2 separate regions of the Homo sapiens genome follow, and region 1 is linked to region 2. The links are chromatin loops, found by intact Hi-C in ENCODE. Cell type or tissue: endothelial cell of umbilical vein. All regions are shown on one strand.

Region 1 (8,000 bases), 580 kb before region 2:
TTCATTGGACCTTCTTAAGAAAATTTTGGTAGATAGATATATAAATATAAGTATCATGTTTATGTAATATATGTATTCCTCTCCCCCCTTTATATCTGCATCCCATGTCTTGTTTCCAGTAGGATTTAACTGGTATGTGGTTGATAAGTTAACTTTTAAATGTATGTAATAGCCAGAGCCTTTTAAAGTTATCTTAAAATGTTCACTGTAAAGCTTCGTTAATAGCTGCTGTAAATCTGTTTGTCAAGTGCTTTCCACTCTCTTCCAGTTTCTGCTAATGCTACTACTATTGCTTACTACATTATCCAAGTTGGAAACCTTGGTATGATCTTTCCTGCTTTCTCTTTTCTTTGTAATTCTGCTGTCTAGCAGGCTATTTCTATGCAAAACTAATACTGCATAAAATATTGTCAATGCCAATGTAAGGTAGACAGCTTAGCAAGTACATGGACTTGAAACACCAGAGTATGCTAAGCAGCACTCTATAGCTGTAATGTATTACCCTTTGTCAACAGATTTCTGAGACATCAATGAAACTCCTAATCATGTCCGTTTATACGATATAATACCAATTTTACAGTTTTTTTCTGCTTAATTCTCATTCTTATTTTCGAATGGTAGTAGTATCAATGGCAGACTTCTGTAAAACTAGGACTGACATACTTAGATGATGAGATCTTGTTATTCCATAAGCGGTAGGATACCAGATGTGGTAAACAAATAACCTCTAGCAGCCTGAATGGAAGGATGTGGTAGGTTGGATTATTGTTCAGCAAATATTCATTCCCTAACCTACCCCACTCCCAATAGCCCCCCACCCAACCTATGAGAGCAGTCTGTTTCGTCATCCAATTGCTATTGGACTTGGTCGTGTGACTTGATATAACCAATGGAATGTTAGCAAATATGCCACTAGCAAAGGCTTGAAATATGCTTGTGCAGTTGGACTTGGTCTTTGCACTTCTATTGTTTGCCGTGAGAAGAACATGCTTCTAGTAGCTGCTAATTCAAGAAGGATGAAAAGCACTGGCTCTGGACCTGATCTGCAGCTTGGTACCAAGCCCAGTGTAGTCCAGCCTACAGCCAAGTCCCAGATAATGAGCATATATGTGAGCAAGGAAGATATACTTGTTGTATGCTGCTGAATTTTGAGGTGGTTTGTTACTCAGTATTGTGGCGGTAGCTGACAAATACAGAAGGATACTCATTTCTTTTAAAGACCTTCTTTAGGCACTGTTTTGGAAGCTGCAGCTTTCCATGTAGCATCAAGAACTTTATTGTTCAATGGCACCTATTTTAATGCCAGTTTTGTCTCTGGTTACTGGCAAAACTGTTCAGGATTGAAAGCTCACTTTAAAGAAATGCTTACAATTCAGATGGGAAGAAGAGTGCTGGTTGACCCTGGCTATCTCCACAAACCTGTCTGTACTTGGAAGTTGTTTCTAGGAAAATATAATGGCCAGTGGCTCCTTTTTTTGTTGTTGGATCAGCTAGTTGTATGTCCTTAGTGGTACAAAGGGCAGTGAATACACAAAGATAGTATCTTTAATTATGGAAGGAGCCTATTAAAATTCCATTTTATCTTAAGAAATAAACATGTAAAGGAATCTGGAGGAGGCCAAACACCTCTTTAAAATAATGATTGTCTTGGGCTAATTCCTTTACTGTGCCTTCAGCATCATTAGATGCCAATCCTACTGTGTAGGTTCATTTGCAAACAAAACTGATTAGAGACTGGAGGCTGTGTGCATGAGACCTCCCTAAAGCAGAGGTTTCAGAAACCTGCACATTGTTTAAACTGGTTACCCTCAGCACTACTTTTATTTATTTTCTCTCTACATGGGGGGGAAAAAGAAGGTTGTTTATTTCAAAGGGTATTAGAACCCATTCTTCAAAAGAGAATACCGAAAAAGAGAAAAAAAGATATTGTGTAAAAGCTCAGAAGGTTTTCAGAATTTCCCTTTTTTGCCCATTGTAAACATGATCTTTCCCTTTGCTCTGAGCTCCCCCCTCTGGCATTAATGGTATATTTCTCTTTCTGTTACTACAAACTTCAAAGCTCCCCTCCAAGTCATTTTGCAAACTGTAAAGTAATGGTGGGGGCTGCTTTTATTTCCCAGAGTTTGTGGTGGGGGTGGACTGAGAAATGTAGAGGAACTGTTGGCAACATTTATTAACTTTTAATTTGGTGCAGAAAAAATCGGAAACCAAGTACCATACACCATTGATGTTGCTTCAAAGATACTTTGAGCTTGTTTAACCAATTTTTTAAAGCTTGTGTGCCGGACTGAAATGAGGTGCCTTTTATACAGACCTCAGGATTGTGCTGTCATAATAGATAAATCCATATGTCTCTTTGTTTTTGTAATTAAAGCTTTATCCTTCCTCTTTTTTGTCTTCAATGGCTATCTTTGTTCTGATAGAGACCGATTGCTTTATTGTAAGTAAACTCCTAACTATTGTGTGATATTCTCTTTAAAAAGAAGACTGGTGATGCCTAATTTATTTAGCACCATCTAGGAATCTGATTTTCAGTGTGGCTTAATTTTCCAGAAAATAGTCTCTCCCCTTTTAGCATTAAAGATTGTATTTTAACATCTTTAATGGAAATTTTATAAAATACATTTCTCAGATTTGGTCCTTTTGTCACAATATACTGAGCACATTCAGACTTTTTCTGGTGACTGAAGGACTGTCATTTTGAACCTGGTTAATCGATGCTTTGGTTGCACTTTTGCACACTACCCTTTATTGAATGTATTGTGATACGTCAGAGGTCATCTTGTCACATGTGAAGGCACGGACAACGTTCCATCGTGCTGAACCAGTCCCAGACTTCCATTAAAAAAAAAATCATACTTGTTCACTCTTCATACCCTCTGTCTTTTTTTTCCTTGCTTTTTGGGGGTAGGTTATCATGTCTAGCTATTGATCGTGTCTGTTTCAGACAAGCTCCTCTTGCTAAGTTGCTCAACTATTGTGGTATAAGCTGCAAAGGCAGAGAACCAAGGTGGTTAGAATTGTGTGTAGAATAAGCGACCAGAAAGCACTCTGTGGCATCATGCACATGAATTCTCAGCTATGGATTGTATAACATAAGGACATTTTGCCCCTGGAAATGTCCCTTTTTTCTTAATTCTCTCTTCCTTAGTTTCTGCTATTCTTAGTGGTCCAGGCTGCCAGGTAAATTAGGTATTCTTCTGTTAACAATGGCAGTCAAATGATACCTAAAACACCTTTATTGTAGAATTCTCTATCCTAGTCCCATCCATCTGTATTTGTGTTACTTAAGTTTTAGCTATTCCATGAAGATCCATTTCTGGGAAAAATGCTCCGTTATCTAGTGATCTGTTAATTTCTAGAAGTATCTAGGTTGAGGGTAAAGTTTTTGCCGTTTATTTTGCCACCTAGATTGTGCTGAATGGATAAGTGAATGAATATGTTTCTTTTGATACTGAAGCAAGTGGGTTTTTTCTTTTATTTTTTGTGATTAAATATTTGGTTAGTTTCTTTTTTCCTCTTAATTTGTTCTTACTTGTCCTTTATTCCTTAGAGCCACATAAGGAAGGGCAGGGGGAAAGAATTTGAATTATCTCAGTGTTTTTTTTTTTTTGTTTTTTTAAAGGAGATAGAATTTGCTCTTGCTATTCATTTCAAGAAATTGGTGATCTTGCATCAGCCGGCTTGTTTTTGAAAGATGTTTTTCTTGGCATCCATGCAAACTAACGATATGAACTGTATCAAACCCAGAGTGGCGTGGGCCTTCCTTGTACTGCCTTCTGACTTCTTCAGCTGCTATGTCTGTACTTGCCCTCCTATGTGCCCTGAGCTCTGCCCTCTGACTGAGAAGATCTAGAATTTGACTGTCCTCTTTAGGCCAGAGCTATCATTACTCATATAAATGATATTCTTTTTGAGATAGCTTTCTCCTTTCCTCTTCATTTGGCATCAAAACTAATAAATGATGAAACTAACTTCCTTTCCAGTAATTAGAACCTTTCTCTTTTTCTCTTTTTTGTCTCTCTTTTCCTGAGTGAAGGCAGTGTGGTGTTAAAAAAAAAAAAAACCCTAATATTATCCATATCTTATGGGATACTCTACTGGCATAATACTTCTTTACTAAAGCCTAGAACCATAGACTTCAGTTTTGGGGACCTGATCAAAGAAATAAGACAGACCTATGAAATAATCAGCCTCTTTAAGTATCATCACATACCCTTCGTGTGTACGAGCCAGTGGCTTTCAATTTGATTTAATCAGTGTATGGTTATTAATGTGCACTATATGGAATGCACTGTGTTCTATGCAAAAAAACTCCAAAAATGAAATCTTCATACCCTCCCCCTTTATTTTAGCTTGTAGGAAATGCATTTCTTCTGTTTTGCTTGTGTGGATAATTACTTTAGAGTAACTTATGATCTTTTCCCATGAGCTTAGTGTCAATTTCCTGGAGGCATATAATTTTATATAAATTTACCTGTTTGCCCTGTCTATAAATTGAGGATGAACTGATAAAAAAAAAATACATCTGAGTGACTATGGATGGGTTTGTGTGGGAGTGTGTGAGGATGGGAGAAACTTCCATGATTCATTAAGATATATTATGGTCATAGTAAAGGCTCATTTTAAAATTTTTTGATTTCTTTTTAAATTTTGCGTGTTATCCAAACATGTTAGAGGATTTCATTTTAAAGAAAGTACTGAAAATATTTGCCCAAATTAATATTTGTGTTCTACTTTTTTTCTCTTATAGTTTCTCAAATTTACTATATTTGTGTTACTAGAGTTTTTAGATTTTTATTCTGATTATGGCTTATGATTATCCACCAGATGTTTAAGTATTTTACCTTTTGCTATTATTTATGAGAGAAAAAAATGGACTGTAAGCTCCCTGTGGTACAATTTTCTGTTCAGAAGAAATGGAAAAGTTTGGTGGCATTCATTTTCTAGCTCATGGTCTTTTCCCATTTTCGATTATCTGGTGATCACTTACTATTTGCTCTAAACTTCAGACTAATGCTGGACAATGAAGAAGAATGCCTGTGACCTCATGGAGCTCACATCTGGATGGGAAAACAGTGCTATTGGTTTCACCACTAAAATTTTCCGTAATATTTCTTTGTTACCATTTTAAGATCGATAGGATATTTTATTATCTAATCTTTTTTCCACTTCACATCTTTTATTTCCCCGTTTTTCTGTGATGTTTCCATACTGATTGTAAATGACTCCACAAGTGTGTGCATGAATTCCCTTAAGCTCCTCTGCTTCCCATCATCCAGGCCTGCTGATTGGTATGAGTTCAGTATTGTCAAGTGTTCCCCATCTGCTTTTTGTCAGTCGCTATTTTTGCAAAGTCTTCCTTCTCTCTAATTATACAAATATGTCTTTTTCATTTTTCTTGTCAAAGACAAATTAAAAAGAATTAGTTCAGTTTCTTAGCTAGTTTAGTCTTCATTAATTCCAAACCCCACTCCATTTTTAGCACCATTTTTCTTTTCCTAGTCTTTGTCCCGCTTTTTGGTAATTTTAAAAGCTCCTCTTCTCTTGTCTGACTTATTTAAGTAGCATGAATTAATTTGCTACCTCTGACTCTTTTCTATAAGTTTTAGCTAACTCTAACAAGATACTTTTTCACTCTTCTCCATATTTAGTTCAGATCTGTCTTTGTCTGTAGATCTTTGAAGAGTCATTTGTGAAACTACATTAGGTGTTTCTTGTTCATTATCATTTTCCCCAAGAGGAATTTTAATCCTATGTGTGTTAATTATTTAATTATCCTAATGATGTCTCATATGGTACCCCTGGCCTCTTGCACACTGATGGAATTAATCCCTTATCCCAGGGCTCCTCAGAGTTCCTGATTCTTTAATGTTTGTACATTTATATTTAAATAGTTCTTATATTAGTTTTTAAGTAACTTTCCCCTGGTTTTTCCTTGCCATCTTGATTTTGTCTCTTATTTCTCTAATGCCCTATGTTCTTTCGATTTAAATATTATGACATTAGTTTCTTCCTTTCTGTTGCCTCCAATGGGGGTTGTTATTATCTAATATACTCTGGTTTCAAGCTTTAATAGCCATGAGAATCGTCTGGAATGCTTGTTAAAAGTCCAGATTTCTGAGTCTTAGCCCAGAAATTCTAATTCATTTGGTTTGTGAAGAGCCTAGATATGAAGAGCCAAACATCCCAAGTTTTAATGAGGTGGTCTACTGAGGCAGTCCACTATGACTACCACCTGCTAACTGCCATCCTTTATCTTAAACGCAGCAGCCAGATTTTTCATCTCAGAACATTTATAAAATGCCTGCTCTCTGTAAGGCACTGTGTTGGGCACTCAGAATATCACAGTGAGCAAACTGGACATTGTTCCTGATCTTGCAGTGCTTATAGTATGTTGAATTGTTTTCCTTATCTCAAAAACTTGATTACCTGTTGCTTACAGATGACAGTAGGTCAGTTCATTAGTATATTTTGCTGAGGTGCTGATAGAACATAAGAACAATGACTGGGAATCAGGAAATTTGACTTACAGGTTTGGTTTTACTTCTGCCTCTGTACACGTGTGTGTTTGCCTATGTATGTATATGTATGTGTGTGTTTCACTTGTAAAATGAAGGAGATTGGGTTGGATTACCACTGTTCCTTTCAGTCAGTATTTGAACCTCGGTTTTGGTTTCCATCTTCAAGATGTTATAGTTGTTTAAAGGAAATATACCATATTTCATCAGTTCTTTTTTTTTTTTTTTTTTTTTGAGATGGAGTCTCGCTGTCTCGCCAGGCTGGAGTGCAGTGGGGCGATCTCGGCTTACTGCAACCTCCGCCTCCTGGGTTCAAGTAATTCTCCTGCCTCAGCCTCCCAAGTAGCTGGGATTACAGGCCCCCGCCACCACGCCCAGCTAATTTTTGTATTTTTAGTAGAGACGGGGTTTCATCATGTTGGCCAGGATGGTCTGGATCTCTTGACTTCATGATCTGCCTGTCTCAGCCTCCCAAAGTGCTGGGGCTACAGGTGTGAGCCACCGCACCCAGCCCATATTTCATCAGTTCTAATGTATCATCACTTATCAGACCCCTCCCAACTTCAGAGATGTTAAAATGTGAAATAATATGTATCATATATCCATGAAGTATAGTGTACGTATTTATGTGTGAGTGTGTTTGTATTTGTGAGGATAATGATACCACACAAAGCTACCTTCTGACTACTGACACATGGTTACTTGGGACCAAAAAAGCTGTATCACTGGTCTGACACTCCTGAAAGACTCAGGATTTATTAAGAAACATAAAGCCTGTAACACAAAAGAAGCAAAGATGTAGGAGGAGATTATCAGTCTCTCAGCCCAGATGACCCTTCCCATGTTTTCCCTGGACCTGCCTCACTGTTGAATTGTGTAATGTGTAGAGATTCCTAACAATGAAGCCATCAGGGAGACTATAACTCATTGGGTAACTCTTCCATCTATCACTCAGCTCTGACATCTCCAAGAAACCAAACTCAGATGAGCACATTGCTTATTGTGAGTTATAGCTTCTTTATTTTTTACTTTTTAATTCAATATATTCATTTAAAGGCATTAAAAAAATAAATTTAGTGATTACATTGAATAATCACTTACTGGCAACCCTCTCCCACCCCCACAGGGACACACAGTTTAACCATTTCTGAGTCAAGGCCTTGCATAGGTAACATTAACTACTGTTTACACTCTTCAGGAAGTTGTCATAGTTCTTGAACACTACAATGGCTTTCTTATTTCTCTTCATGTTTTCACTGGATCTGAGTCTTCCTGGGAGGGACAGTGACTTATTCAGGGATTCAGAGGAAAGTAAGGTACTGGAATCAATTCTGCATTTTTGTAAAAGCTCTCATTCTGTTATTTTTCCCACCTTTATCTCCACCCCCACCCCCCCATTACCTATTCAATTCTGTCTTCCTTCCAAGTACTTTTAGCCTTAGAATTAACTTCTCATGCTACAGTTGGTCATCAGTGTTC
Region 2 (8,000 bases):
ACAAAAATAACATTAGGTAAAAACCAAGAGGCCCTGAATGAACTATAGATTTTAGTTAAAATAATGTGTTAATATTGGTTCATTCATTGTAACAAATGTATCATACTAATGTAAGATGTTAATAATAGGGAAACTGGGTACAAATTATATGTGAACTCTGTACTATCTTCTCAATTTTTCTGTGAATCCAAAACTATTCTAAAAATAAAGTCTATTAATAAAAGTATTAGGCAAAGTATTTCAGAGAACATTTATCCAATGAAAATATACAGGTGGCTAATTCATATTAAGCATGAAAAATGCTCAAATTCATTTGTTATTAGGGAAATGCAAATTAAAACCACAATGAGACATCAGTCTGTGCCCAGCAGGATTGCTGTAACAATAAAAAAAAAGAAAAGACAATGAAAATGTTGGCAAGGTTATGGAGAAACTAGAACCCTCATTTGCCGCTGGTAGAAATGTAAAATGGTGCAGCTGCATCATTTCCTCAAAAAGTTAAACATAGAGTTATGGTATGACCTAGGAATTTCACTCCTAGGTATATACACAGATAAATGAAAACATACATGCGTACAAAAATACGCACACAAATGTTCATAGCAAGCATTATGTATAATAGCCAAAAAGTATAAACAGGTTGGGCGCGGTGGCTCACGCCTGTAATCCCAGTACTTTGGGAGGCCAAGGCAGGCAGATCACGAGGTCAGGAGATCGAGACCATCCTGGCTAACACGATAAAACCCTGTCTCTACTAAAAATACAAAAAAATTAGCCGGGCATGGTGGCAGATGCCTGTAGTCCCAACTACTCGGGAGGGTGAGGCAGGAGAATGCTTGAACCTGGGAGGCAGAGCTTGCAGTCAGCCGAGATCGTGCCACTGCACTCCAGCCTGGGCGACAGAGCGAGACTCCGTCTCAAAAAAAAAGTACAAACAACCAGATATCCATCAACGTATGGATGAATAGAACGTGGTACATTCATACAATGGAGTTTATTTGGCCACAGAAAGACATGATGTGCTGAATCTTGAAACATTATGTTAAATTTAAGAAGCTAGTAACAAAAAGCTATTTTGTATGACACTATTCATATGAAATGTCCAAAATAGTCAAATTTATAGAGATAGATTAGTAGGGGTCGAAAGGAAATGGGGAAATAGATAGAGGAGTCTTTGGGGGGTGATGAAAATGCACTAAACTAGATTGTGCTGATGGTTGTACAGCCCTGTGACTATTCTAAAAGTCCTTGAGTTGTACCCTCTAAGTCTGAAAATTATATGGTATATGAATTATATCTCGATGAAGGAGTTTAAAAAAAAAAGAGGTTGAGTTTTAAGACTTGAAAAATTAAATCATTCATCATAGGAAATGAGGAGCCAAAGTTTTATCCTCCCATTAGTGGGGAAACTTTTAAAAGGAAATATTTGGCTCATTTTTTAGTTTCCCTAATCCATCCTGAGAGGTAGAAGATAAAGGAAGAATTTTTGGAGAAGGAGGTGATACTTCATATTAGTCTTCATAGGAATTATCCAGAATAGGGAGAAAGTCATTTGGAAGAGAAAGGGTAGTTCCGGGGACTGGAGAAGATGTTCAAGGAAGGAGGTGGTGAAAGAAGAGACCTGAGTCATCATCAGGCCTGAAGTCAGGGCTGGCTTTGGGTAAGCCACAAATGCCACCTTATTAAGGCCTTCTCTCCTGCACTTTCAAAACATGCCTTCCTCCCCCACCAGCACTCCCTATTGTCCTTACCATGATTTTAAAAAGCGTATATCTGACATATTTCGTATTTACTTATTTGTTCCTCACCTGTCTACACTGAATAGAATGTAAGCTCCATAAGCAGGGACTCTTTTTTGTTCACTGCTGTAGCCCCAGGACCTAAACCAGTACCTGGTATGTAGTAGACATTCAGTAAATACTTGTGGGGTGTTAAAGTTATTTGGACTTTGTCCTGTACGTAACTGAAGGATTTTAAGCAGAGGAGTGAGATGGTCAGATTTATATTCTAAGTACATCATTTCAGCAGCAGTATAGGACTTGGATTTGAGGAAGATAAAACTGGAGGCCTTGCCAATCAACTGGAAGGTGATTGCTAAGAAAGTGGTAGGGGGCTAGGCACGGTGGCTCACACCTGTAATCCCAGCACTTTGGGAGGCCGAGGCAGGTGGATCACGAGGTCAGGAGATCGAGACCATCTTGGCCAACATGGTGAAATCCCGTCTCTACTAAAATACAAAAAATTAGCCAGGTGTGGTGGCACGTGCCTGTAATCCCAGCTACTTGGGAGGCTGAGGCAGGGGAATCACTTGAACCTGGGAAGCGGAGGTTGGAGTGAGCTGAGATCACGCCACTGCACTCCAGCCTAGAGACAGAGCAAGACTCCGTCTCAAAAAAAAAAAAAAAAAAGTGATGTGTAGGGCTTCAACAATGTATCAGTGCTTGGTGGTGGGGGGAGTGGGGATGGAGGAGACATATTTGAGAAGTGTGAAGGAGCTAAAATTGGCAGGTCTTGGAGAGTGATTGAATAGTGAGGGTAAAGTGAAGGAGTCAAGGATGACTCTCCAATTTCTAACATGAGTGTCTAGCCAGATCACACTACAGTCAAGTAAGATAAGGATACAGGAGGAGAGAGGAGTAGGTCTGATGGAGGGAAGATCATCAGTGGTTGTGGTGAGTATAAGATGGATGTGGGACTTCCAAGTGGAGACATCTAACATGCAACTGGATATGTAAACTGGAAGCTTGAGGGAAAGGCCGGGAGTGAACAAACAGATATGGGGAATCATCAGCATGGAGCTATTTAAAACCATTAACGGAGATCAAGGCTGTAGGTAGATGGAGAGTAATCCCCTGGGGAAGACCCAAAAGGGCATGAGAAGGAAGAGGAGCCCCTGAAGAAGATAGGGAAGGAATGGTCTCATAGCACAAGGACAGAACACAGCTCATGAAGACCAAAGAGAGTGCATGATCACATAGCTGCCTGCACAGAAATGCTACTTTCACCATAAATTGATAGAGCATCCTTCTTCCCAATAAATGGAAGCATTTTCTCACGTTAACTTCTCCAACTCTTTTAATTAAACTGTCCAGATACTTTCCTCAAGTGACAGAGTGATAAAGCCAGCCTAGCAACTAAACATACAGATTCAGACCCCTGCTTTATCCTTGACCTTGTACCTTCACTAAGGCCAGGAATGATCTCTGGCATAGCTGAGAATGTTGAATTCCTCCCAGGGGAGCTGTTTACATAAATTTATTTCCTACAAACCTGTTGCACCGGGAACATTACTTTTGTTTTCTGCAGGAAAGGTTGTGAGTTTTCCTATTTGGAATGACCAAAGTGTAGTTTGATAGAAGGGGATTAGCAATGACATGCTGCCACCTACTGGAACTGCCCACAGACAGCCAGACTGAGAATGTCTGTGGTCTCCTAAATCTCCCCTCACTCTTCTGAATCAAGAGTGGGTATTGCCCCTGAAGCGGACTTCAAAGGTGACTTGGCTTGAAAATGTGAAATGCCCCACCTATCAAATAAAAATTTATCTGACTGCTTTGCTAGAAGAACAATTTTGTTTCTGAGAAAGAAGCACAATATTTGTCACATCCTTTTCTCTGTTTGCGTTTCCCAGCTTTATTCTGCCATTGGTCTTGTTTGCCTTCCCAATTCTAGGGGCACCTATCCTTTTCCCAAGATTTGCCTTTAATACCCCAGATTTTTGACTCAAGATTATTAGCCGTGTAGATTTGGGATTAATTTTGTAGAAGAGACTAGTCTGCTGCCAAAAAAATTCTTTTTTTAATGATGATGCCCCTTAAAATGCTGTTAAATCTCTTAAATTTAATAGTGATAAAAAGCTAACCCTGATTTTCCTAGGGGCCAGAGTAAATTGGGAAATGCGATGGTTTACATGGCTTCCACTGCCAGATAGAAAGAAATATACCAGTTGATAAAATTCAGTAATAAAACCAAATCTTGTACGGCCTGATCTGATGGACTTTTTAAAGATCTTTATATAAATAGATTTAAATAATATTACATCTCTCCAATTAAACCTTCATTTGACCTTGCTGTCCCGTTTCTGACCATGCCGCTTTTTTCTGATCTCCCTTTTTTTACATTTACATTAGGTCCCGTGCATTGTAACAATTAATTGATCTCTAATTAATCATTTAATTAGGACTCCTTGAATGCGGGTGAGCATGCCTTACTGGTCTGCATATCCTTCACAGAGCACTTCAGAGCAATAAATACTTCTAAGCCTCTCAAAAAAATCTCTCAGTAACTGACGTTTGATTCCCCATAAACATATCTCATGTGTGAGGCTTTGATTAAGTAAGATTTCTTTTGATTATGCTCAATTAGTGTCACCATATTTTGTATATATATATTGTCAATGTATAATTTAGGGTTCCTCGAGATTACTGGCAGACAGTGACACTCTTCCCTTTGTAGCACATGTGCTGGAATTGGAATGATTCAGAGATTAGCATAGATAGCGAGTATTATTATTATCCAGTAAAGATCCCAAGGAACAGAAATAAGAAGTGACTTGTCCAGAATCTGTCATCGAATCCTGCTGTTTATATATTCTGCAGTACCTTTGTATTCATCATAGTTAGTTAATTAACCCACCCAGGGAGGCTATTTTTCTGCCAGGGAAGGGTTGCATTGTACTGAAAAGATATTAAGCTTGTTCTGTGACTGAAGCCCAAGAATGATCATTTACCGACTCTATTAGAATTCTCACTGAAAAATTTGAGGCTGGAAGCTGACCTTTCTTGTTTTCTAAATAAAGATGTAGTGTTTAAATTTTGATGCTTGAAAGTAGGAAACTGGCACAATCGCTGTCGTAAAAGCAGAGCTACAGCCCCTGTAAACCACATCATGCCAGACTTCCCATCCTGCCCCTCCCTTTACCTGCTTTATCATATACAGGAAGAAAGCCCTTCTCTTCATTCCCACCTCCTGCTTTACTGAACACCCTTTGCTGATCCAAACAGAAAAAGATCAGAGTACTGAAGGAAGGTCACATGGCCACAGTGAATTCTGTGGCCAGCACTCCGCTCAAGGACCTTTTGTTCTCTGAAACCTTCTCCAATGTGCCTGGCCCATATCACTTGCTCTTTTTATAATCCTTTTTTTTTAATTTTCTGTACTCTAAAATTAATACCTCATTATGTGCTATATTGTTCTTCATTTGTTCCCATCTTTTAATATTTTATTCATCTAATTTTTATTAACATGTTCTCTCTCTACTGAATTATAAAGTTCTTGTGACTAGTTACCATGATTGTATTTTGTTTATTTGGTTTCTGGGTGGTTTTCCCCCTTTTACTTCTCTGTAATAGACTACCTGTCAGCAATCTGAAGTATTTATGAAAATAATATGGGTTTTAAAATATGTTTGATATGTATTACTTTCGATGTATGTTTGTTTTTGTTTTTTGTTTGTTTGTTTTTTTGAGACTGACTCTTGCTCTGTCACCCAGGCTGAAGTGCAGTGGCCTGATCTTGCCTCATGCAACCTCCGCCTCCCAGGTTCAAGCGATTCTCCTGCCTCAGCCTCCTGAGTAGCTGGGATTAAAGGCACGCGCCACTACACCCGGCTAATTTTTGTATTTTTAGTAGAGATGGGGTTTCACCATGTTAGCCAGGATGGTCTCGATCTCCTGACCTCAAGTGATCTGCCTGCCTCAGCCTCCCAAAGTGCTGGGATTACAGGCATGAGGCACAGCGCCCAGCCACGATGTATGTTTTAGAGAGCATCTGTAGCTAAATACAAATAGGTTACCAAGAAATAGTTTTTGTACCTAGCTTTACAGACCTTTAACTTTAAACTACTTTCTCTAAAACAAGGAAAGCTCCTGCAAGACATGTGATTTTTTTTTACAAACCATCCTAGAGGCCTATATTGGTGACTTTCTCTCAGTGATGATGATGATGATGATGATGATGATGATGACATATTCCAAGTATAATATGAGTAATTATAATTACTGTTATATAATGATCTCAGCACATGACATGAACGTTAGTAAATGCTTTACCTACATTGGTTCACTGAATGTCCCTGAAACTCTATATTTAGCTATTGCTGCAAAAAGATGAGAAAACTAAAGCTTAACGAAGTTAAGTAAATTCCTAGTTTACATAAGAAGAGAGGCCAGATTCAAACTTAGGTCAATCCAACCCCAAAGTCTATGTATGCTCTTAACTACGTGAAGTAAGGCTACCATTTTGGTCAATGTTGGGTCTCTCTTTTGCTTATATTAAAATATGATTTTATTTTTCAGTTATTCTCTTAGCTATCAAACATTTCTTTTTTCCTTTATTTTCTCTGGTTGGGTGTCTTTCCCCCTTGATTTCCACTGAGCTCTGATTGCTAACTGTTTTAATCAGCTTTAATGGGCAGTTTGACGGCAGAGGGGTCTGCAGACTCTTCCTACCTTGGTGGTGTTATGGGGTTGGTTTTGCTCAGCTGTCAGGTGTTCATGCTGCTTGTGGGTCTTCTGCTGGCCTTCCAAACAACTGTCCTTGGGGAGCAACACTTAGACCCGAGACCACTCTCTCAGAATCTCACCACAAATTAGCACGTCATCAACAGCACTGAGCAGCACCATCATTAATCCAAATGCATACACCTGTGCTTTTAAGACAATAAGCAGCTAAACCAAGTGCTTCCCAAAGACTAGAAGGTATAAGAATTTCCCTATCAGCTACAGGGTCTCTTGCAGGGAAATTGTTTTAAGTGGAAACTCTTTGACTCCATCCCTAAAAGTTCTGATTTAGAAGGCTGAGGGTAGGGCTTGGGCATCTGCGGCTTAACAAGTGCTCAGGAGATTATCATGCAGAAATACCGGCCCTGACCTCGTTTTCTTTGAGATTCATGCAATATCCAGGCCATCGTCTTTCAACCTCATGTTTCTCCTTTAGTCCCCTTTACTCTTATCTCCTACTGCAGGCAGCAAAAGTAAAAATAACTTGAAAGCACTTTTCTAGATTATTTTAAATTATTAAAATGACACACAAGGTGGTCACCATTATTACTCTCAGTTAACATGTGTAGACATTGAGGCAGAGTCGGGTTGTATTCTTGGAAATTTGGGAGTAAACTAAATAGCATTTCATTCACCTAGTAGTTGGCTAATAAATCAACCTTTAATTGTTGCATGAATTTGAGTAAGTCACTTCAGCTCTCTTGGCTGAAGTTTCCTCATCTATAAAATGAAGGGTTTGTGCCTGAAATGGCAGCACTTTGGGAGGCTGAGGCAGGTGGATCACTTGAGGTCAGGAGTCTGAGACCAGCCTGGCCAACATGGTAAAACCCCGTCTCTTCTAAAACTACAAAAATTAGCCAGGCACGGTGGCAGGTGCCTGTAGTCCCAGCTACTTGGGAGGCTGAAGCAGGAGAATGGCGTGAACCCAGGAGGCAGAGCTTGCAGTGAGCCGAGATTGCACCACTGCACTCCAGCCTGGGCGACAGAGCAAGACTGTCTCAAAAAAAAAAAAAATATGAAGGGTTTGATTAGAGGATCAACTATAGGGTCTCTTGCAGATTGGACTTGCCTAGAGTTCCATGACATAAAGCCAGAGAGCGGTTTGAGAGATCTAGAGCCCTGCCTCAACTCCTAGCTCTCAAAAGAGACTATCACAGGAAAGCTATCTAAGAGGAAACAAATTAGCTCCCATCCAATTCCATAAAGATACTGTAAACATGTCTGAGATATGCAGTATATAACAGGCATTTTAATATTTGTTGATTGGACAAACTAATGCCTGTGTGTATGGATGAATTAATGAGGAAGGAAGTACTGTAGGCCTGTTTCTTTTCATAGTCAAGATCGTGCTTAAAGCATTTGCTCACCACACGTACAGGAGAGTAAAACAGATCTAGACGCTGGCTACTGCTTTTGCATGACCTATAAAGGTCTTATAAGGCTCTGAACAGTAATTCAAAATGTAAACGTGTAGGTACTCAAAAACATAAATGTCACATC

Evidence for each region. Peaks named below come from ENCODE experiments on the same cell type or tissue, not always from the same donor. Only the 100,000 strongest peaks of a DNase experiment are listed, where the experiment ranks them.
Region 1: a loop joins it to region 2, with 13 times the contacts of the local background. A loop is called at or near these places in 6 of 110 quality-filtered maps.

Annotation. Positions count from the first base shown.
Region 1 is chr7:133,432,449-133,440,448 of GRCh38, forward strand. The region is part of intron 7 of EXOC4 (exocyst complex component 4); the gene reads left to right. Among named protein-coding and RNA genes, the nearest start is that of MIR6133, 150 kb to the left of the region's middle. In endothelial cell of umbilical vein, a CTCF peak has its summit at 2,053 (motif pointing left); DNase peaks (open chromatin) are centred at 1,993 and 3,733.
Region 2 is chr7:134,013,484-134,021,483 of GRCh38, forward strand. All of the region lies in intron 17 of EXOC4 (exocyst complex component 4), which reads left to right. Among named protein-coding and RNA genes, the nearest start is that of LRGUK, 110 kb to the right of the region's middle. In endothelial cell of umbilical vein, a CTCF peak has its summit at 3,402 (motif pointing left); a DNase peak (open chromatin) is centred at 3,358.